Regions from separate parts of the Homo sapiens genome. Here regions 1, 3, 4, 5, 6 and 7 are each linked to region 2. Evidence: chromatin contacts called from ENCODE Hi-C or POLR2A ChIA-PET data. All regions are on one chromosome and are shown on one strand. The core of a region is the stretch at or near the end of the contact, and the rest is flanking DNA. Distances in the headings are between cores, read along the strand shown. Region 1 holds the start of GLI1 (GLI family zinc finger 1). Region 2 holds the start of NACA (nascent polypeptide associated complex subunit alpha). Region 3 holds the start of SARNP (SAP domain containing ribonucleoprotein). Region 4 holds the start of R3HDM2-DT (R3HDM2 divergent transcript). Region 5 holds the start of GDF11 (growth differentiation factor 11). Region 6 holds the start of MYL6B (myosin light chain 6B). Region 7 holds the start of RPS26 (ribosomal protein S26).

Region 1 (2,983 bases), core at 483-2,982, 730 kb after region 2:
TTTAATTTCTAATGTGGTGAATTGATAGATGTAAATCATATGAACAAAAGCTCAATGATTTTTTTTTTTTTGAGACGGAGTCTCGCTCTGTCGCCCAGGCTGGAGTGCAGTGGCACAATCTCGGCTCACTGCAACCTCCACCTCCCAGGTTCAAGCGATTCTCCTGCCTCAGCCTCCTGAGTAGCTGGGACTACAGGCCTGCGCCACCATGCCCAGCTATTTTTTGTATTTTTAGTAGAGATGGGGTTTCACCATGTTGGCCAGGCTGGTCTCGGACTCCTGACTTGAGGTGATCCGCCTGCCTTGGCCTCCCAAAGTGCTGGGATTACAGGTCTGAGCCACTGTGCCTAACCTAATGACTTTTAAGAGTATAGAGGAAACCAAAAAGTTTGAGACTCACTGGTCTATAGAACTGGGTGGGGAGAAGAAAGTAAGGTGTTCTAAGAGAGCTCTTCTTGCTGGGCACCGGTGGTCCCAGCTACTTAGGAGGCTAAGGCCGGAAGACCGCTTAAACCCAGGAGTTCGAGGCTATGATCACACTTGTGAATAGCCTCTGCACTCCAGCCTGGGCAAATAGTGAGGCCCCGTCCCAAATAAAAATAAATAAATACATAAATACATAAATAGCTCCTCTGGAAGAAGGGGCTCGAGGCTGGGACAGGAGCATGTGTGGGGTGCCTTTTTTTCAGTGCCCATTAGTCTGGTCTGACTGAGCTGGGTCTCTGACCCTCTGGGGATAACTAGCCTGGGTCAAAGTCCCAGATCTCCCCCTACCTTCACCTTTTCTTTTCCCCCTTGACCCTCAGACTGAACAGTTAACCCACTGACCTTCCACACCCAAGGGGGTGGTTCTTGGAAGCAGAGCTAGGATGTGGGAGGTCTGCCTGTGGGGTTGAAAAAAAGGGGAGAGGGTGCCCTTTTTCCTTGTCATGCTTCCTCCTCTTTCTCATAAAAATCAGAGACTGAAATGCTGCCCCTCCCTTATATCCGGTCACGATGGCAATGCAAATCTAAAGAGGCAGGGCACTTCCCTGTCAGGCAGTACCGCTGGGCATAGCAACCTCTGCCTCTCCGTTTCTCAGAGCTCACATATCCACCTCCTGGGCTTTTAAGTGGGCTTTAGTGAGGGGCTCCTCCTTCAACTGGGCTCCTCCTTCAGTTCCCCAGCTCTTCTGCTTCGACTCCGAGCGGGTGTCATGTGTGAGAACGGCCAGCAGAGGGAGCAGAAAGCCTGGAAGAGCAGCTAGAGCCTGCAGTGACGTGGTGCGGAGGGGCGGCACCCTCCAGAACTTCGAGACGTAGAGCCGGGGTTCTAGGGAAAGGGGCTTCAGTCCCAGGGCTCCTTGGTGACCTCGTGAACCACACCCTGCACCCAGAGCCTCAGCCGCTGCTCCTTGCTTTTATGCTCCATAGACTCCTCACCTTCTTCCAGAGCCCCCAACCCAACTTGATTTGCCCCAAACCGCAACTCTGTCCCGGCCGCTGCAAGTTCCATCCAAAGGGTGAGGCCTGCAGATAAACCACAGGATGGCAGAATGCTCAGTTAGCACCAACCAAAGGCGACTACCCTACCTCCACTATTATCGTTCTCGGTTGAACTTCTCCCCCTGCCCCGCAATATTTTCCTCAATCTGGTTGTCGGGGCCTCTTTGGGGCCAGCCGATCCAGAAATCCAAGCCGGGATTTAGTACTCACCAACAGCAGCGTGTTCAGCCGGGGCGGGGGGGGGGGCGTAAGCAGTATAGGGTCCCTCAAGGGAGGGGGAGGATCCTGGGGGTCCTGGGGGTGCAATAAGCCCGGCACCCCTTCTCTTGCTTCCAGCTACCCCGCCTCATCCTCCAGAACGGCAAGAGGGAGGGAAATAGAAGGGAGGTGAGGGGCGAGCGGGAAGAGCGGCGGCGCGCCAGCGGCTGGAGAGAGAAAAAGTTTTTGCAAAAGGGAAAAAAAAAGTTTGCGCTTCTCGCGGGTGGTCCGGGCTTGCGGCCCGGCGGGCTGGGCCGGCGGGAGGGCTGGGGGCCAGGTTGGGGGGGTGGGGGTGGCATCGAGGCTGCGCTGCCGTGGCCCTCTCCGCCCCCCCTCCCCACCGCACACCCCCCAGCCCAGACTCCAGCCCTGGACCGCGCATCCCGAGCCCAGCGCCCAGACAGAGGTGAGAAGGGGGGGCAGGCGGGGGACCACCTGGGAGCAGTGGGGGAGGGGGCCTGAGGGGATGCTCAGCTTCTTAGGGACTCATCCCAGACCCGGGACATAGAGGCAAAATAGGGGTGGGAGAGCCTGGGGTGAGACATTAGAAACTCCAGATTTTTCACTTGTGTCTTTCTCTGTATCTTCTTTTTCTTCCCTTTTTTTCTTCTGTCAGTCTGTGTATCTCTGTCTCAGGGAACCGTGGGTCTTTGTCTCCGCCTCTCCCATATATTAGAAATATCTTACTTTCATGCGGTTAAGTTTAAGAGGCTGGAGGGATGGCTAGCTGGAGGTCTGCGTTGTAGAGAGGTAACCCCAGGTGTGTGTCTGCGCGTGGGGTAGGAAGATGTCAGTGTTTCTGAAAGGTGGGGACTGCAAAGGAGGGAGCTCCAGGTGGGGTGGGGACGGGTGTGTGGGAGGCAACAGAGCCACTAGGGGCCAGCCAGGCTTGAACCTTTGACCTGTCTTGTGACAGATGTGCCAGTGGATGCTTGTGCTTTAGGGGAAAGGAGTGTCTTCTGGACTTGGAAGGGGGCTGGGGCGGGGGGGGGCTGTCCAAGGTCTAGTGAAGGCCCTAGAATGACCCCATGCAATTTGGACTCCTGAGTCCCAAGGGCTGTGGGCAAGGAGCTCAGGAGGAGCCGGGGAGACCTTGTCTTGACCCTCTGACCTCAGGACCACCGGGGCAGCGGGAGCCAGCCGCAGGGAGACCCCTACCGGGGCTGGGCGGGACCACTGGCCACTGCCAGCCTGTGTATCCCCGTTGGCACCCCGCCCAAACGGGAGCTGGGGATCGAGG
Region 2 (2,992 bases), core at 146-2,645:
ACTATTCCAGCACACTAGAAGTATCTCAGCACCACCAACCCATAAACAAGTTATCCGACCTAGGACGACTCTGGGGCCCAGTAGGACACATTTACCACCAGCACACATCTCATCCAGACATGTGATAAAGGCACAATGCCAAGCTCTGCTAACTAAAACCTTGATGCAACTTGCTGGCTGGAGTTTCACAAATGCTCCGGGCTCCTTGGCCTGTGTCATCTAGTTCCAATAGGTAAGAATCACTGAGCCCATTCCCTGCTGAGTTTTCCTATGTGAGGTGGGGGTTCCACAGGAGAGCTTCTTTTGAGGCGACAGGCATAACATAGAAAGCAAGCTAGGGTACTTTTAACGTCCACGAATCTTAAAAATATTATTTTTACTCCAAATCCCTAAAGAAGTATCTCCAGGATAGTAATTTTACGGTCTATCCTCCTTGGTAAAGCTGCAACCCCATCCTCCTAAAAAGTGTATTTCCCCTTGGTCATTTTGCCCACCAAATGGCTTTAGGGTTAATTTTAATTAATGGCAAGGAGGGTAGGGAAACCTACCTGTCTCAGCCTGGGGCTGCGGCAACTCCTGCTCTGTAGCAGGGACGGTTTCTGTGGCTTCGCCGGGCATTTCTGAAGGAAGGGAATAAAAAGGAGGCCTAAATTGATTGGGATACATTCACTTGCCCAACCCGGAGATAAGTATTCTTAAAAACTCCGAGGAGGGCTGTTAGAAAAAAATCGTGAGGGTGTTTGGTGACAACCTTCCCCAAAGCACCTGGGAATAAGAGGTAAATATGATGTGACCCTCACGCCTCTATCAAGGCCAGCAATTCCCACTGCATTCTCAACCCGAGGGAGAGGATCCCGGGCTGGCTCTCGATCATGGGAGACTTCAGACGCTACTGTGAACCCCCTCCACTCCTAATACTCACACTGGCTGGGCTGGGGCCTCCTGGACTACGTTTGCCGACTTTGGGGTACCAGGAGGGGAAAGACGGTGTTTTAAGTCCAACACTTGCTTGTCACAGGGAGAACGGTGTTACAGGTTCTAAGGCTGTGACCCCTTACCCTTTTCTGGATCCTGTGAAGCAGTTCCCAAAACAAGACGCACTCCTCTTCCGCCCTCAACACTGCAACTGCTCCCATCTCTGCAGGCTCGGATTCTGGGCCCGCCCCGCAGCCCTTCTACCCTGCTTTTGCCAGGACACCAACCGCAGACCCCATTTTGTCCGGAGGCCCAGGGGCGAGTAGGAACCCTGTGGCCCAGTAAAGCCTCCAACTCTCCTTAACTCTCAGTCCCCGGGGCGGCTTAGCCCGAAAGAAAGGCGGATGGCTGCGGATAGACAGTAGCGGCACAGAAAGTACTTACTGTGCAGGGAACGCGGAACCAAGATGGCGGCAGAAAGACCGAGCGAGAGCGTGACCCACGCCTGTTGCAGAAGGAAGCCTGGAGCGGAGGGGGTGGGACTAGGATCCGATTCCGGGTCAAGAGCTGCCGGCAGCCACTTCCTTTGACGAGTGACTGTCAGGCCGTTCCCACGGCGGGGGTGGTGACAAGGACTAAAGGGTAAGAATTTAGAACGGGACGCGCAGGCCTAGCAGGAGCTCTCTGCGCGGACCCACGCAGTCCTCAGAACTAAGCAGACTCCGCCCTCCGGTCCGCGAAGTGGCGACTGCGGTATTAAGTCGACCTCGCGATTTCTCAAATAGTGCAGGAAGAAGACATTAAATAGCGAATGCTAGAGACTGCATTCACAACATTGGAGGGTGGAAGTGACTTAGGCTAACCAGTTATTTTTGGAACACACGATGTGAAAACATTTAAAAGCTGCTGGACCCTCTCCCCCCCCATCAACAACAACAAAAAAACCCATTTTAAAACTTGAGAGATGTGATGGGTCACATATAACTTCAGTTCAGATTATAAATTTAATTCGATTTTTCTTGTTCTGTTCAATGACTAGAGAGACTCAAACGATGTCACCAGATGACAGCAACTCATGCGTGTTAAACTCTTCGTAAAACAATGTTAGCTGTACCCCCGCCCCCCCCCCAAAAAAAACACTTCTTGTAACCAAATTCTGTAATTATGTTCCAACCTTGTATGGATAACGTAATCCAGCTAAAAACTCCTCTGTCTCCCTAAATAAATGAAATCGTAACTTCTCTACTTCTGAAGGCTGACTCCATTCTTTGGAGGTTTTCTGGTTGGTCCATCCTCACACTGCCCTTGAATAAACTCTTTAAATAGATTCCGGCCCTTTTGATTGTTTTAGGTTCACGACAATTTAGCCGATGTTGAAATTATAAAGCTGCAGATTCTCCTTCCCAGAAAAAAAGAACATAGGCACATATACAATTCCTTTGCTTGCTATTTTGGGCACTTCTTGGATTTTTTTTTTTTTTTTTTTGAGTCGCTCTGTCGGCCAGGCTAGAGTGCAGTGGCACGATCTCGGCTCACTGCAATCTCCGCCTCCAGGGCTCAAGCAGTTGTCCCGCCTCAGCCTCCCGAGTAGCTGGGATTACAGGTGTGTGCCACCACCCCCGGCTAATTTTTTATTTTTAGTAGAGACGGGTTTCACCATGTTGGCCAGGCTGGTCTTGAACTCCTGACCTCAGGTAATCCGCCTGCCTCGGCCTCCCAAACTACTGGGATTACAGGCGTGAGCCACCATGCCCAGCCTGTTTGTTTTGTTTTTGGGACAGTCTCACTTTTATTGCCCAGGCTGGGGTGCAAAGGCACGATCTCGGCTCACTGCAACCTCCCCTTCCCGGGTCAAGCGATTCTCCTGCCTCAGCCTCCCGGGTAGCTGGGATTACAGGCATGCGCCACCACGCCAGTCTATTTTTTGTATTTTTAGTAGAGACGGGCTTTCTCCATGTTGGCCAGGCTGGTCTCCTCCTGACTTCAGGTGATCCGCCTGCCTCGGCCTCCCAAAGTGCTGGGATTACAGGCGTGAACTACCGCCCCTGGCACTTCTTGGATATTCTAAGCTTATTTA
Region 3 (2,928 bases), core at 238-2,737, 910 kb before region 2:
TATATATAGTTCCTTTTTATCTCATTCAAAAATTCCTTTTCTGTGTTATATTTTATAACAGTCCAGAAGTATACAATTTCTATAAGTACAGTATATATAAACAAAGTGGAGATGATTGCTCAATTTTTTTTAACTCATCACAATAAAGATCAAGAGACCGCTGATATAGTCTATGCATTTCAGTATCATCAAGTTAACAATAACTCCAGAATAACACAAAAACCCACTAACAGAGTTTAGAATCCAAGAGTAAGAAAAACATCAGTTTCACAGAAAGACTAATTGGGGTCAACTAATAAGTGACTAAAGAAGGGTCCTCTCCCTACCCTTACTACCCTTAAGCTTTCTTAACAGCAACAAAAACAAAAAAAAACTTTTCGAGCTTTAAAGGATCACTTTTCAGTTTCAGCTATATCAGCCTGGTTTGTCCAAAACATCTAATGGGAAAACTACTTGTGAAACCACAAACAGACAATTACTCAAGATATCTTAATTTACCCTAAAAGAAAATACTTTTTAAAATGTTCTTCTTTTTAATATATTTTTTTAACTTTTTTATATATCTAAGTGTGAAAAAACTACCAAGAGTCTCATAAGACAATTTAAAATAGCTTCTGTGATTCAGTGTCAGCCAATGGTAACACCAGGAGATGCAGGGCCCACCCGAGATATGAAATGGAACAGAGATAATCTTAACCTTGGAATTGTTTTTCCCAAATATTGCAGGTGTGAGTTCTCTCTGGTGGTTGGAGATGGTGTGTGAGGAAGGCTGGCGGGCCGAGAGCCGCGTGACAGAACTCGAAAACTTTTAAATCTGAGGTGTCTGTACTTCTACTATTCTCAAGACCTCCTCAACCCCAGGCTTCTAAGGCGAGACCGATCTTCTGAGAGGCCTCTCCCTGTTTCAAAATTCGGCTTGGGGCGTAATCCCACCTAGAAAAGGGGAGTGGAAGTATTTTCTGAGTGTCTGGTACCTATTTAGACAGAAATACACAAAAATGCCACCATTTGCTAACAGGGAAATCTCAGCTTCGGACGACAGACTGGAAACATCATCCCAGGGAAGAAAAACGGATCCTGGCTCCGACATGGGGCAAAAAGGAGGGACCAACTGACGTAATGCAGCCCTGAAAAGCAACGAAGAGTATAACAGGTAGAAGGCACTTACACAACCCAGTGGGGAAGGGTGACGGACGATACAATGATGAAGGAAGCAGAAATAACAAATAAATATAGCAGTAAAGCCGTGAGGAGAAATGGGAAATTAGGGAAGGCGTAGTGTGGAAGGGTGGCACAAAAGAGCTACGGCGGGAGCCGAGAAACGAAGTGGAAAAGGCTGCACGGAGAAGACGTAGGAGAAGGCGCAAGCTACCCTGTAGAATTCAGTTCCTAGAAAAGTCCAACTCAGCCCTTCCCCGATTCACGGTACCTTTAGCTTATGGAGCTCCACCGTCTCGGTCGCCATCTTGTTACCCCTCACTCCACTAGGCCCCCACCCGCGGCCTCCGCCTCCAGGAGCTCCCGCCTTAGGCGTAGAGATGCAAGGCTGACCAATCGTTGTCACTCTTGCTCCCACGCCATACCATCAGCTCTTCCCATTGGTCAATAGCTGACGTCGCTCTCACTTCTCTAGGCAGCTTGCCCCACCTCTTTCAAAAGGTGGAACTGGGAGAGGGGCGGGCACTGTATCTTGCGAACGACAGAAATGGCAACCAACTGTGCTTCTGCATTACAGACCACCAACCAATGGGTGGTGGCAGCGCTGATTCTGTTCCTCCAATAGGAAAGGGGCAGAAGGAGAGGCGTTACTTCCTGGAGACTTCAGGTGTGGTAGCCGGCGCCGCGCCCATAGCCGGACGGGGATCTGAGCTGGCAGGTAGGAGCTGCAAAGACTGTAAGGGTTGCTGAGGAAAAATGGTGGGAGGCGAAAGGGGCGCCGAGGGAGTGGTGACCTAAATACTGAGAGGGGAGCGCTGAAGGGAGCCCTGAAAAAACCGATGAACATGAGGAGGAAGCTGGGAGGGGCATGGGGCGGGCTTAAGGAACTGGCGGTGGGGCTGGGGCGGGCAAGAGCCGCTTCCTAACCAGACATCATCAGCTTTAGAGCTACCACAATTTTAAAGATCCGAGTTCAGATAATCACTGCTGCCCCTGGAGTCAGAGCCAAGGCTCCACCTTTCGAGGTATTGAGCTCAGGTCCCTTCCTAACCCAGTCCAGAAGCCGTGGGCAAGTTGTTGTCGTGCCCCACGCTTGAGAGAAGTAATGGGGATGCAGACTGTTTACATGCCACGGAGGTGAGAGAGAGGGTGGACAAGCCCCAGAGAACAAAGTGGGGACCAGAGTGAGCTTTACTCTGTCATCCCTTCTTAGTGGTTCTTTGATGATTCCATGACTTTCGCCTGGAATTCTGGGTGTACGTGACCTCTTCATGGTTATTAACTTCTTCAGCAAAGTCAGATACTCCTATTTCCCTTGCTCCCTGAAGTGAGTGCCCCAAGCCTACACATACACCTTCATGTTACAGTTGACGTGTAAAGATCAGAGCAATAATGACTATGTCTCTGAAATGTAGTGAGGACTCTTCTTGTCTTTTAAAGTTTTCCCCAAGTCTTCAGTTTTTATTTTCTGCGTGATGGGTAAGTTCTTCATTCCCAATAGAGTTCAGGGGATTGGGGCTATCTGAGAGACAACTGGGAGATAGCTCAAGAGGGGTTGAGAAAAAACTGAGCTGGACTCCTGCCTGATCCCCCATTACGGCTAGGATGAATGTGGGGGTGGCACACAGCGAAGTAAACCCCAACACCCGAGTGATGAATAGCCGAGGCATCTGGCTGGCCTACATCATCTTGGTAGGATTGCTGCATATGGTTCTACTCAGCATCCCCTTCTTCAGCATTCCTGTTGTCTGGACCCTGACCAACGTCATC
Region 4 (2,975 bases), core at 421-2,920, 710 kb after region 2:
TCTTTCCCGGCGCGGTGGCTCAAGCCTACCACTTTGGGAGGCCAAGGCAGGTGGATCACTTGAGCCCAGGAGTTCCAGACCAGCCTGGGCAGCAAGGTGAAACCCGTCTCTACAAAAATCAGCCAGGAGTGGTGGCTCATGCCTGTACTCCCAGCTACTTGGGGGACTGAGGTAGGAGGACGGCTTGAGGCCAGGAGGCAGAGGTTGCATTGAGCCGAAAAGGAACCACTACACTCCATTCTGGGTGACAGACTGAGACCCTGTCTCAAAAAACAAAATACAACCTTTTGTCTTGATACCCCAGCAACAAAAAGGGGGGCGGGGGTGGGGGGGGAATATTGGTGGAACAACAACAAAAAAAAGCATTAGGAAGAAGAGCCACAAATAATTCAACTGCAAATCTATCTAAAAATACAAGAAAATGCTAGGAATTTGTGATATTCCTGAAGTGAAACCTGTCACTTTCCTCCTTCCTTGAGTCTCCACGTGGCTTACGCATATCAGACAGGACTCAGGCTTCTCAATCTTAGTTATCTATTTGAACAACATTATGTACAAGGATATTCATCCAACTGGGATCTGAATTCAAACTTTTCCACTTTTCTTTCTTCCGTTTTAACGCAGTTCTGGGATTGTTATTCGGTCATTTCTCATCATTATCCAATGACAATTCACTCTAAGTCAGTATTCCTGGTAGTTCCGAGACTTAATGGCCACAAATGTTGAAAAATGTTAGCTCTACGGGAAAACGAATCGAAGCGTTTTCAGGGGCTCGAGTAGTTATGAGCTTAGTGTAGGCCCAAGTTTTAAGCTATAGAAACATCTCCCTGTATGTGCCAACTCAAATCCCCGTCCCTGTAAGAAACCTGGACACCAGCATGATTTTAAACACTTCTACACCTCTCCGTCCTATTTTTCCATGCTCCACGCTCGAAGGAAAACCGCCACCCAAGAAACACACGGAGCTAGCCACCCCGAAGCACTGGAAGGGCGCAATAGTTTTTAGGTCACCCCGCAAAGGCCACAGGTGGCGCCACCCCCCTGCCCCCGCACCGCCGCCCTCCGCCCCGCGCCCCCAGCTTCTCTCCAGCAGCGCACACTTGGAGCAGTCCTTCCCGCGGCCATCCGACCCTGACCCATCGTCCCCGGGACCGGCTGCCGGGCGCGAGGAACCCAGGCCGCGGGGCCTCCTCGCGCCCGCCCGTGCGGCCGCCACGCCCCCTCCCCACAGGCCGTCCGGGCCGCCCGCCCCCTCGGCCGGGAGGTGGCCTCACCTCGCACGGGCCTTGGCGGGGAGGGCGCCCACGTCTCCGCCCGCCGCCCGGGCCCACGGCCGCTCGGCTGCGGCTCGGCCCCGACGGCCGGCGGCGGCGCGCTTCTGGGGGCGGGCTTTTCTCGGCCGGGGCTTCCCCGGGGCCGAGGGCTGGGAAGCAGGGGGGACTGGGACGGGGGAGGGGAAAGGGGCTTGGGAAGGAGGGGGGAGAGGGGAAGAAAAGGGGGGAACCAAACCCGGAAAGGGAGAAAAGGGGGGAGGGGAAAATCAGAAGGGGAAGAAAAGCCCAGAGTCCGCCCCCCGCTGCGGCTGCGCGCTACGTCACTACGTCCGGCGTTGTCGTCACCTCGTCCTGCGTTCCGGCCGTCCCTGCTTCCTGGCTTCCCGCGTGCCCCTCAGCAGCCCTGCGGGGCCTACCGCCTGCCGCACGCACTCCCGCCGGCGCGCGCGCACTCGCACTCGCTCGCTCGCCCTCTCCTCCTTCCGCGTTACCTGTGTCAGGACACCAATCCGGAGTCACTGGGAGCCTCGGTCCTCCTTAAACCCTTCAAGTCTGTCAGATAGAATACCCTGGATTTCAATATAATACTAATAGTGATCATTCTAAAGTAATTTCCATTTACAGAGCACTTTCACTTAGGGCAGTAACTCCTGTACCAAAAGAACGTACACTCGGTATTTGTTGCATACGTGGATAACTATAGTTGAGCAGGTAAATGTCCATTTTACGTAAAGATGAAAAAAACCGACCTAGGAGGAACTCAGTCTGTCCTATTAAGATCACATTCTTACCATCATCCCCTCTCTAAGATACAGTTCTCAAAAATCGTCTTAAATGTCCAGCCTCCCCCGTTTTGTCCATTCTAGGCAGAATCAATTTAGTTATTGATTATGTGTGTGTGGATAATTTACTGACCAAACTCCCTCAAAGAAGCAATGTAGTCTTTTGTAGAATTCGACCATTAAATATTTACCTTGTGACAGAAACTGCGGTAGGCAAAAAAAGTCAAATAATTATAGTACAATTTAAGTGCTATAATAGAAAGGTTTAAATGTGCTATGGAAACACAAGGAACAGCAATTCGTTCTTAGCGGTAAAAGAGATTGAGTAAGTTACAGAGAAACTACAGGTGAAACTCCAGCTAATCTTGAGACTATAAATAGTTCACTAGAGAGGTAAGAATGGAGATTCCAGCAAAGTCATAGAGGCATGAAGTTCATCTTTCCTTCAAGGATGAGCAAGTTCCAGGTTGGTTGGCGTTTTTTGTTTGTTTGTTTGTTTGTTTTATTTATTTTGAGATGGGGTCTCGCTTTGTCACCCAGGCAACTAGATTGCAGTGGTGCAATGTCGGTTCACTACAACCTTCACCTCTCAGGTTCAAGTGATTCTCCTGCCTCAGCGTCCGGAGTAGCTGGGACTACAGGCACGCACCATCACACCCGGCTATTTTTTGTATTTTTAGTAGAGACGGGGTTTTGCCATGTTGGCCAGGCTAATCTCGAACTCCTGGCCTCAGGTGATCCACCCGCCTCGGCCTTCCAAAGTTCTGGGATTACAGGTGTGAGCCACCTTGCCCAGCCCTCTCTCCTGGTCATCACTGCCTCCTGCCCCCAAATTCTCTCAACCCTCTAGAGAACAACAACGGGGGAAGAAAAATACAACTGAACTGAACTGATCTAACCTGCCACTTTTCACCACGAT
Region 5 (2,700 bases), core at 57-2,556, 980 kb before region 2:
TTAGTACTGTTTTACTCTGCTCTCTGACTGCCCAGGATCACACCTGAAGACTAGGGCTGGTCCCACATCTGTATTTCATCTCGTGCATCTGAGCGCAGACTTCTTTCCCATGCTCACCCTTGCAACCTCCAGCCCCTTCTCAGACTTCTAAGACCCTGCAGATCCAAAGATATAGCTAGAAATCCAGAGATCTAGATTTCTCCCCAAGTATAACAGCCTCCAGCCATCTCCTCTCACCCTTCCCCCAGTGGCCTCTAGCTCCTGCCTTTTCCAGCCGGCTGACTACATTAGCCCTGTTAAGCCCCAGTTTCAAGCTCACAGTCTTCCCAGCTCTATGTCTTCCCTCTGTTTCAGTTCTTCCCATCACCTCTCCACCTTCTTAGGTTGTCCCTGACCTCTTCCTCTCCTAGTCCCCTTAATCCCTCTGATGAGCCTAGCCTGGTGCTTCCTTCCATGGCTTCCTTGAGCATCTTCTTTGGGCTACCTCTGGTGGCTAGAGCTCCTCTGGTCTCAAGTTCTCCACCTCTGTCCCCTGGGCTCTCTGTGCTCCCACCAAGGCTGACTCTTGTGGCTCCTTCTCTCAGGAGTTTCTGCCTTTCCTCTCCCCCACCCCCAATCCCCTGCACCTGCCTCCTCAGGGGCTCCCTTGTTGTCTCCCTGTCTGTGCCCCTCTCTCTCCTCCCCCATCCTGATTTCTCTCCCCCCCACCCCCCCCCCCACCCCTTTCCCAGGGCACTCTTCTGTCCTCTGTTCCTCTGCCGCTGTTCCCATCTCCATGACCCCCGATCTCTTCTGGTCTGGCTCTGTAGACCTCTGTCTCCCCCTATCTAGTGGTACCCCTCTTCTCCCCATTTTTGTCTCCACTCTAACTCTCCCACTAGTTGTCCCAGTCTTCCTCCTTCTTGGTTCTGTGTCTCCCACAGACACACAATTTCCCTCTCTAGCTAAGTCTCTCACCTCTGCGTCTTCCCCCTGACTCTTCTTTTCCTCCTTTGTCTCTCCCTCTCTCCTCCTCCTTTTCCTATCTCTGTCTCTTCCCCCTTATCTCTCTGATTCTCCTTGGTCTCTCTGGCTCTGACTTTCCCTCTATATCCGCCCCCCCGCCCCCTCATATCTCTGTCTCTTCATCTCTCTCTGGCCCTTGCTCCCTCATTCCCTCCCTCTCTCTATTCCTCGGCTCTCTCCGGCTCCCTCTCTCGCCTCGGATGACAGCGCTGCCTCTTTTGTTGGCTCCGCAGCCAATCGCGGCCGCTGACGACACGGGGGCCGGGGCTATAAAGGGCCTGGCCCGGGCTCGGGCCCCCCCAGCCGCCCGCCCCGGCCGCCCGCCCGCCCCGCCCGCGCGCCCGCCGCCCCCGGCCCCCCGGGTCCCCCCTCGGCCGGGCAGCCCCCAATCCCGCGCCGCCCGGACCCCCTCCTCCTCCCTCCCTCCTCCCTCCGCCCCCTCCCCGCGGGACTCCGGCGTCCCCGCCCCCCAGTCCTCCCTCCCCTCCCCTCCAGCATGGTGCTCGCGGCCCCGCTGCTGCTGGGCTTCCTGCTCCTCGCCCTGGAGCTGCGGCCCCGGGGGGAGGCGGCCGAGGGCCCCGCGGCGGCGGCGGCGGCGGCGGCGGCGGCGGCAGCGGCGGGGGTCGGGGGGGAGCGCTCCAGCCGGCCAGCCCCGTCCGTGGCGCCCGAGCCGGACGGCTGCCCCGTGTGCGTTTGGCGGCAGCACAGCCGCGAGCTGCGCCTAGAGAGCATCAAGTCGCAGATCTTGAGCAAACTGCGGCTCAAGGAGGCGCCCAACATCAGCCGCGAGGTGGTGAAGCAGCTGCTGCCCAAGGCGCCGCCGCTGCAGCAGATCCTGGACCTACACGACTTCCAGGGCGACGCGCTGCAGCCCGAGGACTTCCTGGAGGAGGACGAGTACCACGCCACCACCGAGACCGTCATTAGCATGGCCCAGGAGAGTAAGTGGGCTGCGGGGCGCGAGCAGTGGGGTGCTGGCTCTGGCCCCGCGAAGGGCGCCTTCTGCTCCAAGCGGGGCGCTCCCTGCTGCCCCGGCCCGGAAGCTTTTTCTGCGAAAACTTGACGAATTAGGGAGCGGGGGCTACTTCATAGAAGTTTTCCGAGCGGTGGAGATGGGCTGCAAAGTTGTATGCACGCCTAGTTCCCGGAGGTTGGGGCGGGGGAAATGGGGCGGGTTTCGAGATAGTGCCTTCCACCCCCAGTATGCTAAAAAGATCCTTGTTGGAGTCCGGGGAAGCTGGGGCTGGGCAGTGACTCTGTCCTGAAAAGCCGTGGTGGGGAGGCTGGAGAACAGAATCGGGAGGCTGCAGGACCCCCGCAGCCCCAGCTGGACTGCAGTGCTCTCTGCTTCCCAGTGGCCCTGGCGGTAACTCCCCACTCCGTGCTCCGTTCGCAACGTGCCCAACGGGTTGCAGAGAACTGTGTGCTTTCTCCCAAGAATAGGGTCCCAGAGCCCTGTACACCTCCTGGCAGCCCAGCTGGCACCCTTTCCATCCTGACCCCTGTCTCAGACCGGGTATCCCAAGGGGTCGGAAAAGCTGTGCCTTCTTGATACTGACCGAGCTCGGAGAGCTCAACTCCATTGCGCTGGGGGCTAAGGACACTCATTGGCTACTCAAACCTTAGTGTTCCATCCCTTATTCGCCCACCCCTACCGCAGGTGGACTTGAGAGAGACGAAGACCTAGGAAAAAAG
Region 6 (2,914 bases), core at 324-2,823, 570 kb before region 2:
ACAAAAACTTATACAGCACTTATGCTGTGCCAGGCCTATTCTATTTTACACTTTTTTTTTTTTTTGAGTTGGAGTCTCACTCTGTCACCCAGGCTGGAGTGCAGTGGTGCGATCTCGGCTCACTGCAACCTGCCGGGTTCAAGTGATTCTCCGACCTCAGCCTCCCAAGTAACTGAGATTACAGGCGCCCGCCACCAGGCCCAGCTATTTTTTTTTTTTTTTTTTTTTTTTTTTTTTTTTGTATTTTTAGTAGTGACAGGGTTTCACCATGTTGGCCAGGCTGGTCTCGAACTCCTGACCTCAGGTGACCCACCTGCCTCGCCTCCCAAAGTGCTGGGAGGTGTGAGCCACCAAGCCCGGCCCTATTTTACCAATAATAACACTTCGAATCCTCCGAAGAGCCCTATGAGGTAGGTACCATTATCATTATTTTACAGATGAGGAACTGAGGCCCAGGAGAGATAACTAAACCTGCTGAGGGTCACTAACTAGGACCTGGTAGAACCAGGATTTAAATCTGAGTAGGCTGTCTGAACCCCATCCACTTGAGCACCCTCTGAGATAATTTAGCCCCTTCACCGGTACGAGATCTATGGCGGCCTCCAGAAATGGTTGCTAACTTACTATTATCGTTATTTCTGTCGTACAATTCATTTCTACCTTTCCAATAAACTTTCCCCAACCAGTGAACCTCACTTACTGCCCATAAAGTTCACCTGTGCCTCACCACCCTGCCATCGCCCGAGTTTTCTGCTCTGATCTAATCCTCACACGCCTGTGCAGCACCAGCTTCCAACACCAGGTGCACCGCCAGGGTATTTACTGATCCAGTGAGTGAAGGTGGGCCCGGCCGGGCTGGTTCCCATCCTCTGATCAACGCCTAGGGGAACCAGTGAACTCCAATGCTGACCATAAGAGTTTCAGAAAGTAGGGCTGGAAAGCCCAGCCCTCCGCTCAGAGACCTGTGAAGATCGAGGAGGATGGCGCATATGCTGCCGCAGGATGGAAACCTCGATCAGAGAAGGCTGGGGCAGGTGACTGGGCTTAATTGCAAATTTTAACATTTACTTCAGCAACCAGCTCATTAAAAACAAACTACTCTGAGGCCTCTTTTTTTTCTACCAAACCGCGAGAGGAAGCAAAAGAGAGTGCAGCGGTTCTCCCCGGGGCCGTTAAGTGCTTCCAGCTATCTGACCTCCACGCTGCCTGCTGCAGCCTCAATCTTTCCCCAGGTTCTGAGTTCTTTCAGCAGTAGGTCCAGGAAAACAGCCGCCCCGCCCCCTCCACCTCCCGAGACTAGGAGCCCGCCAGGGTTAAGTAGGAGGGATACCCTAGGGGCCCCGCAGGGTTTTTAGGGTTGGGGTGGATTGGAAATTGTTCATTGCCTTTCAGTTCCGGGACATAAAGCGCGCTGGAAGGACACTGAGTCACCAACCACCGCCATGGGCCGGAAGCCACCGCCCTCGCGTCAACTGCAATCTAGAGCGCGGCGCATCCCGTGAGCCCGCGGGGAACTACGACTCCCGGCATGCTCCGCGGCCACCGGAATTAACCCTTCAGGGCTGGGGGCCGCGCTATGCCCCGCCCCCTCCCCAGCCCCAGACACGGACCCCGCAGGGTGAGTTTTTGGGGGCTGAGGAGGGCCATTTTCTTTAAGATTTAGTGGGGGTGCGTGAGTGTGTGTGTGTGTGTGTGTGTCGTGTGTGTGTGATGTATTTTGTAAAAATGGGACAATTTGCAGTCATGAGATTCAGACGCTGTTTTGCGAATGGGAGACCCAGCATCAACCCCGGGGCCTAAGTGGAATCACTGCTATCTTCCTCAGAATGCTACCTAAATCCTTTCCTAATTTACCCCAGAACAAAAGTAGCCTGCAATCCCTCCCCACTCCCAAACGCCCCCCAACTTGGACTCTCTCCCAGCGCCCCTGGCAAGGTTTGTGACCTGGCCCCTGAGTCAGGATTTTTATTATACCCCTGGTTGTGGGGTGAATACTCATGGAGCCATAGGAGCGCCCACATCCTCTTGGATTAGGGAATTTAAGCCGTCTCCCAGAGCCTGCCCTTCTCCTCAGGTGCCACCAAAGGGTCCCCACAGGTTCAGCAAGCACCCTACCTTTTGTTTGTCTTGAATGACCGTGGGCTTGTGGAAGGTTTCTTCCATGGAAGAATGGGTAGCAGATGTTAAACCTGATCTTTGCCCCCACTCCTGCCCCTAAAACAACACTGGGCACAGGAGACAATGAGGGATGTCATACTCCTGTTTTTATGACTATTCTTCCTTTATACTGTGAATAGTTCCAGTTCTTGGCTGGGTGGGGGCTCAGGAACTACAAGTATTAGGGATCATTAGACTCTAAGGTTAACTACCCCTGCTCTTTACAAAGCCATGGTCAGAAGGGAGTGGAGGGGCTGGGCAGATGGGCTTCTTGTTTTTGTCATTGCTCCCAGACCACACTTTAACTTGTTCCAGTTCACACAAGCCTCCCTGGCTGCTACCCCTCACCCCACCCTTCAAGAAGACTAAAGCTGCTGGATCACCTGCTTTGCCTCACCACCCCCATCTCAGTGCCACTGGCAAGCATCCTATCCTCACCCTGGAGGTTAACTACCTCATTCTGGGCAGTCTCTGGCTTCCTCCCCTACCCCTAAAGGAAACATTGTTCTTTTCTGGTCAGCCTTTGGGGATAAGGGGACAGAGGGAAGAAGACCTTGGGGCAGGAGTCCTGAACCATAGGAGGCCAGGGGAGTGAGGGCAGGCGGTTATATCTCTCCTCTACCTCATCTTTGCCACAGCCAACTGGCTCCCTGCCCCTGCCCCCGCCCCTTGACATCCCAGACTCCCTGGCTATTTAAACAGAGATGGGTGCCCCCATCCGCACACTGTCCTTTGGCCACCGGACATCATGCCTCCC
Region 7 (2,700 bases), core at 1-2,500, 680 kb before region 2:
TATTTTTAGTAGAGGTGGGGTGTCACTATGTTGACTAGGCTGGTCTTGAACTCCTGACCTCAGGTGATCCGCCTGCCTTGGCCTCCCAAAGTGTTGGGATTACAGGCGTGAGCCACTGCACCCAGCCTAAGGCTTAAGTCTTTCCGATGGCTCTTCAGAGGTAAATGGAGCTTACACATAATCTTTCAATTAGGGGTCAGATTCACTAATGAGTGGTGAAATAATTTTCGTGGTTTTTGATCAGCATTTATTAAAATAGAGAACAGAAAGATTAAGTAAAAATAAAGAATAGAACATACCAGCACACCTATGACAAGGGTAAGTATCGTTTCATAAAGCTTGTGTTTCAGTTTTGCATGTGCATGTAATCGTGTTTGTGTGTGTACTGGGTACCAATGTAAAATGTATTCGTGCTATGAATCTGGGTGAAAAACGTTTAAGTCATTAGTCCAGGCTATTCCTCCATCCATTTGTTAGGTGACATACAGCATAGTACAGCGGAGCCAGAATACCTACTGCACGTCAGTTCTTCAATCTTTTTTTTTAATTGATTTATTTATTTTTGAGACAGAGTTTCGATCTTTTTACCCAGGCTAGAGTGCAGTGGCGCGATCTCGGCTCACTGGAAACTCCGCCTCCCAGGTTCAAGATTCTCCTGTCTTAGCCTCCTGAGTACCTGGGATTACAGGCGCCCACCACCAGGCCGGGCTAAATTCTTCAATCTTTAAAGTGAGGATAATAATAGTAGCTACCTATAGGCTTGCTCAAAGTTAAATGAGTTAATATTTATAAAGACGCTTACCACAGGGCCAGGCACTGTGCCAGAGATAAAAAGATGAATGAGAAATAGCCCCAGCCTCAATGCACTTCATTGTGGGATTTTCTCCATATTGGAAGGAGGGATTCACAAAATGCTTGTTTCCTCTCAGGCCTTCCTCTTCGTAATCCTACACCTACCTAGTAGAAGGACTGTCAGAGAAATGAGCCCAGGGCGTCCCCCGGTGGCGCAGCGCCGCCTTCGGTCTAAGCACTTGGGGCAGGGGGGAAGGGGGGGAGGGGGGAGCCTCTTGGCTTCGCACTACAATTCCCACCAAGCATCTGTCCCTCTCTGGCCTCTAATAACGAGTGCGCCTTGTGGTCCAGCGTCTGGCAACTTTCACGCCTAGCGTCGCGTATACCGGAAAACTGCATCGTCCAGAATTGCTTCCGAGTCGGCGCGGCGCAAGGCTTGCTGGGAGACACATAACCTCGATTTTCTTCCGCCATCCGGCTAAATAGTCCCATGTGCACTTTGTTCCATGGATAAATAAACACTAGGAACGCATTTCCACCCTAGATTTCAGCAGAAATGCTGAATGTAAAGGAATATTTGAGTAAAGTGAGTTGCCGTTCTTGAAGCCCGTCTCCTAAGGATTCTCCCGGTGTCCGCGTAGGGATCTCATGCTATATAGGAGGGCCCTGCCAGGCACCGTCTCCTCTCTCCGGTCCGTGCCTCCAAGATGGTGAGTCTTCTTGCGTGGTGAGGGTGGGGGTTCGGGTGCAGACTCTGGGATTGTGGGGAAGTGAGAGCCTGGAGCACGGCTGAGGGGTGGACCGAGTGTACATTTCATTTGCTCTGGGGGTCGGCGGGATTTGCGGAGAAACAGGAGATCCGAGCGGCGCCTTCCTGGAGGCTGCCGGTGCGGCTTGTGGCCGGAAAGGGACTGAGGCTGGGTGAGTTGCGCCGTTTTCCTAACAGTTTTCCCATCCTGTCGCAGACAAAGAAAAGAAGGAACAATGGTCGTGCCAAAAAGGGCCGCGGCCACGTGCAGCCTATTCGCTGCACTAACTGTGCCCGATGCGTGCCCAAGGACAAGGCCATTAAGAAATTCGTCATTCGAAACATAGTGGAGGCCGCAGCAGTCAGGGACATTTCTGAAGCGAGCGTCTTCGATGGTAAGTGGGTCACCGGCGCGAACTGTGTGAGGATCCCAGTATCTTAAAGCCTTCGCCCAACTTCGCCCTTTTGGAGGCTCTGTTCTTTGGAGCCTCTCAGGCAATTTCCACGTATTTAAGGTTGTTACTGGTAGAAGAGAATTCTCTTGTTTGCCGTTTTGATTCTTTTCTGGGCAGAGGGTGACTTTGTGATAGAGTGCACAGCCTTTACTCTGAGGTAAAGGTTTGCCTGTTTCGGTTATGAGATTGCAAAAACTAGAAACTTGGTAAATTTGACAATTCTTGTGCTATTGATTATTTGAATATTTGTGAAAATATACAGGTGAGGAAGAATGTCTTCAACGTTTCGAGAATGGAGGCCGTCTAGTTTGGTGTGCAAGGATGATGTTTGGAGCAATAAGAACGTCGCTTTGTTTTTTTCCTTTTATAGAAAGAGCAAGGTTCAGGGTAGGCATTAGGGCGGGTGTAGGTGTAGAAGGAACTGGATTATTGGTTTATTGCATTTAGAATGTCAGTCTGGTCCTTGCGGTGTCAAGATGAACTCACGTGGGATGTTAATTCACTTGTAAAACTGAGGGTTATACATATGTGCTCAGGTATTGGGCTGAACAGGTGCTTTGGGGGTGCTTTTATGTGCCCGACAGGCATTTAAATAGGTTTAGTTTTAATTGACGTAAACATGTAAGGTGCTCTTCATTCATGTAACAAAAAAGCAAGGTAGGTATATAATACCAGTATAACTCTATTTTCTATTCCTTAGCCTAT

What was found. Hi-C counts contacts between places; a loop is a spot of excess contacts on that map. ChIA-PET counts read pairs that join two places held with the same protein, here RNA polymerase II (POLR2A). Pooled maps may share reads with other maps.
Region 1: a pooled map shows a loop between it and region 2 (6-fold over the local background). The contact joins the promoter of GLI1 here to the promoter of NACA in region 2. A Hi-C loop is called at or near these places in 6 of 50 pooled maps. POLR2A ChIA-PET finds 5 or more read pairs at or near these places in 2 of 52 experiments (B cell and WTC11).
Region 3: a map of CD4-positive, alpha-beta T cell shows a loop between it and region 2 (3-fold over the local background). The contact joins the promoter of SARNP here to the promoter of NACA in region 2. A Hi-C loop is called at or near these places in 2 of 168 maps with a recorded cell type or tissue (CD4-positive, alpha-beta T cell and naive thymus-derived CD4-positive, alpha-beta T cell) and 9 of 50 pooled maps.
Region 4: a loop to region 2 is called in a pooled map, with 10 times the contacts of the local background. The contact joins the promoter of R3HDM2-DT here to the promoter of NACA in region 2. A Hi-C loop is called at or near these places in 9 of 50 pooled maps. POLR2A ChIA-PET finds 5 or more read pairs at or near these places in 2 of 52 experiments (AG04450 and naive thymus-derived CD8-positive, alpha-beta T cell).
Region 5: a map of CD8-positive, alpha-beta T cell shows a loop between it and region 2 (7-fold over the local background). The contact joins the promoter of GDF11 here to the promoter of NACA in region 2. A Hi-C loop is called at or near these places in 1 of 168 maps with a recorded cell type or tissue (CD8-positive, alpha-beta T cell) and 5 of 50 pooled maps. POLR2A ChIA-PET finds 5 or more read pairs at or near these places in 3 of 52 experiments (activated B cell, activated CD4-positive, alpha-beta T cell and endothelial cell of umbilical vein).
Region 6: a pooled map shows a loop between it and region 2 (7-fold over the local background). The contact joins the promoter of MYL6B here to the promoter of NACA in region 2. A Hi-C loop is called at or near these places in 8 of 50 pooled maps. POLR2A ChIA-PET finds 5 or more read pairs at or near these places in 2 of 52 experiments (WTC11 and activated B cell).
Region 7: a map of CD8-positive, alpha-beta T cell shows a loop between it and region 2 (3-fold over the local background). The contact joins the promoter of RPS26 here to the promoter of NACA in region 2. A Hi-C loop is called at or near these places in 1 of 168 maps with a recorded cell type or tissue (CD8-positive, alpha-beta T cell), 1 of 37 single-sample maps with no recorded cell type and 10 of 50 pooled maps. POLR2A ChIA-PET finds 5 or more read pairs at or near these places in 1 of 52 experiments (activated CD8-positive, alpha-beta memory T cell).

The regions. Positions count from the first base shown.
Region 1 is chr12:57,458,053-57,461,035 of GRCh38, forward strand. GLI1 (GLI family zinc finger 1) reads left to right here and starts at 1,733. Exons shown (of 12, transcript NM_005269.3): 1 at 1,733-2,149. LOC124902947 (a long non-coding RNA gene) reads right to left here. Exons shown (of 2, transcript XR_007063335.1): 2 at 1-1,509. RefSeq lists enhancers at 1,322-1,401, 1,412-1,461.
Region 2 is chr12:56,723,904-56,726,895 of GRCh38, forward strand. NACA (nascent polypeptide associated complex subunit alpha) reads right to left here and starts at 1,396. Exons shown (of 9, transcript NM_001365896.1): 1 at 1,360-1,396; 2 at 549-620. The coding sequence starts at 618. RefSeq lists enhancers at 23-142, 1,202-1,251, 1,342-1,471.
Region 3 is chr12:55,816,237-55,819,164 of GRCh38, forward strand. SARNP (SAP domain containing ribonucleoprotein) reads right to left here and starts at 1,488. Exons shown (of 11, transcript NM_033082.4): 1 at 1,430-1,488. The coding sequence starts at 1,465. ORMDL2 (ORMDL sphingolipid biosynthesis regulator 2) reads left to right here and starts at 1,805. Exons shown (of 4, transcript NM_014182.5): 1 at 1,805-1,876; 2 at 2,763-2,928. The coding sequence starts at 2,764.
Region 4 is chr12:57,429,446-57,432,420 of GRCh38, forward strand. R3HDM2-DT (R3HDM2 divergent transcript) reads left to right here and starts at 1,671. Exons shown (of 2, transcript NR_185976.1): 1 at 1,671-1,985. R3HDM2 (R3H domain containing 2) reads right to left here and starts at 1,598. Exons shown (of 24, transcript NM_001394031.1): 1 at 1,275-1,598. RefSeq lists an enhancer at 740-849 and a silencer at 1,030-1,499.
Region 5 is chr12:55,741,816-55,744,515 of GRCh38, forward strand. It overlaps GDF11 (growth differentiation factor 11), which reads left to right and starts at 1,307. Exons shown (of 3, transcript NM_005811.5): 1 at 1,307-1,946. The coding sequence starts at 1,502. RefSeq lists a silencer at 2,283-2,342.
Region 6 is chr12:56,151,014-56,153,927 of GRCh38, forward strand. MYL6B (myosin light chain 6B) reads left to right here and starts at 1,574. Exons shown (of 8, transcript NM_002475.5): 1 at 1,574-1,618; 2 at 2,860-2,914. The coding sequence starts at 2,906. It overlaps LOC124902942, which reads left to right and starts at 814. Exons shown (of 3, transcript XM_047429954.1): 1 at 814-1,034; 2 at 1,393-1,618; 3 at 2,796-2,884. The coding sequence starts at 981. The coding sequence ends at 2,830. The region is part of intron 2 of MYL6B-AS1 (MYL6B antisense RNA 1); the gene reads right to left. LOC124902943 (a long non-coding RNA gene) reads right to left here and starts at 2,860. Exons shown (of 2, transcript XR_007063328.1): 1 at 2,116-2,860. RefSeq lists an enhancer at 648-727.
Region 7 is chr12:56,040,668-56,043,367 of GRCh38, forward strand. RPS26 (ribosomal protein S26) reads left to right here and starts at 1,251. Exons shown (of 4, transcript NM_001029.5): 1 at 1,251-1,502; 2 at 1,758-1,935; 3 at 2,696-2,700. The coding sequence starts at 1,500. RefSeq lists enhancers at 972-1,761, 1,210-1,539, 1,680-1,939 and a silencer at 1,000-1,059.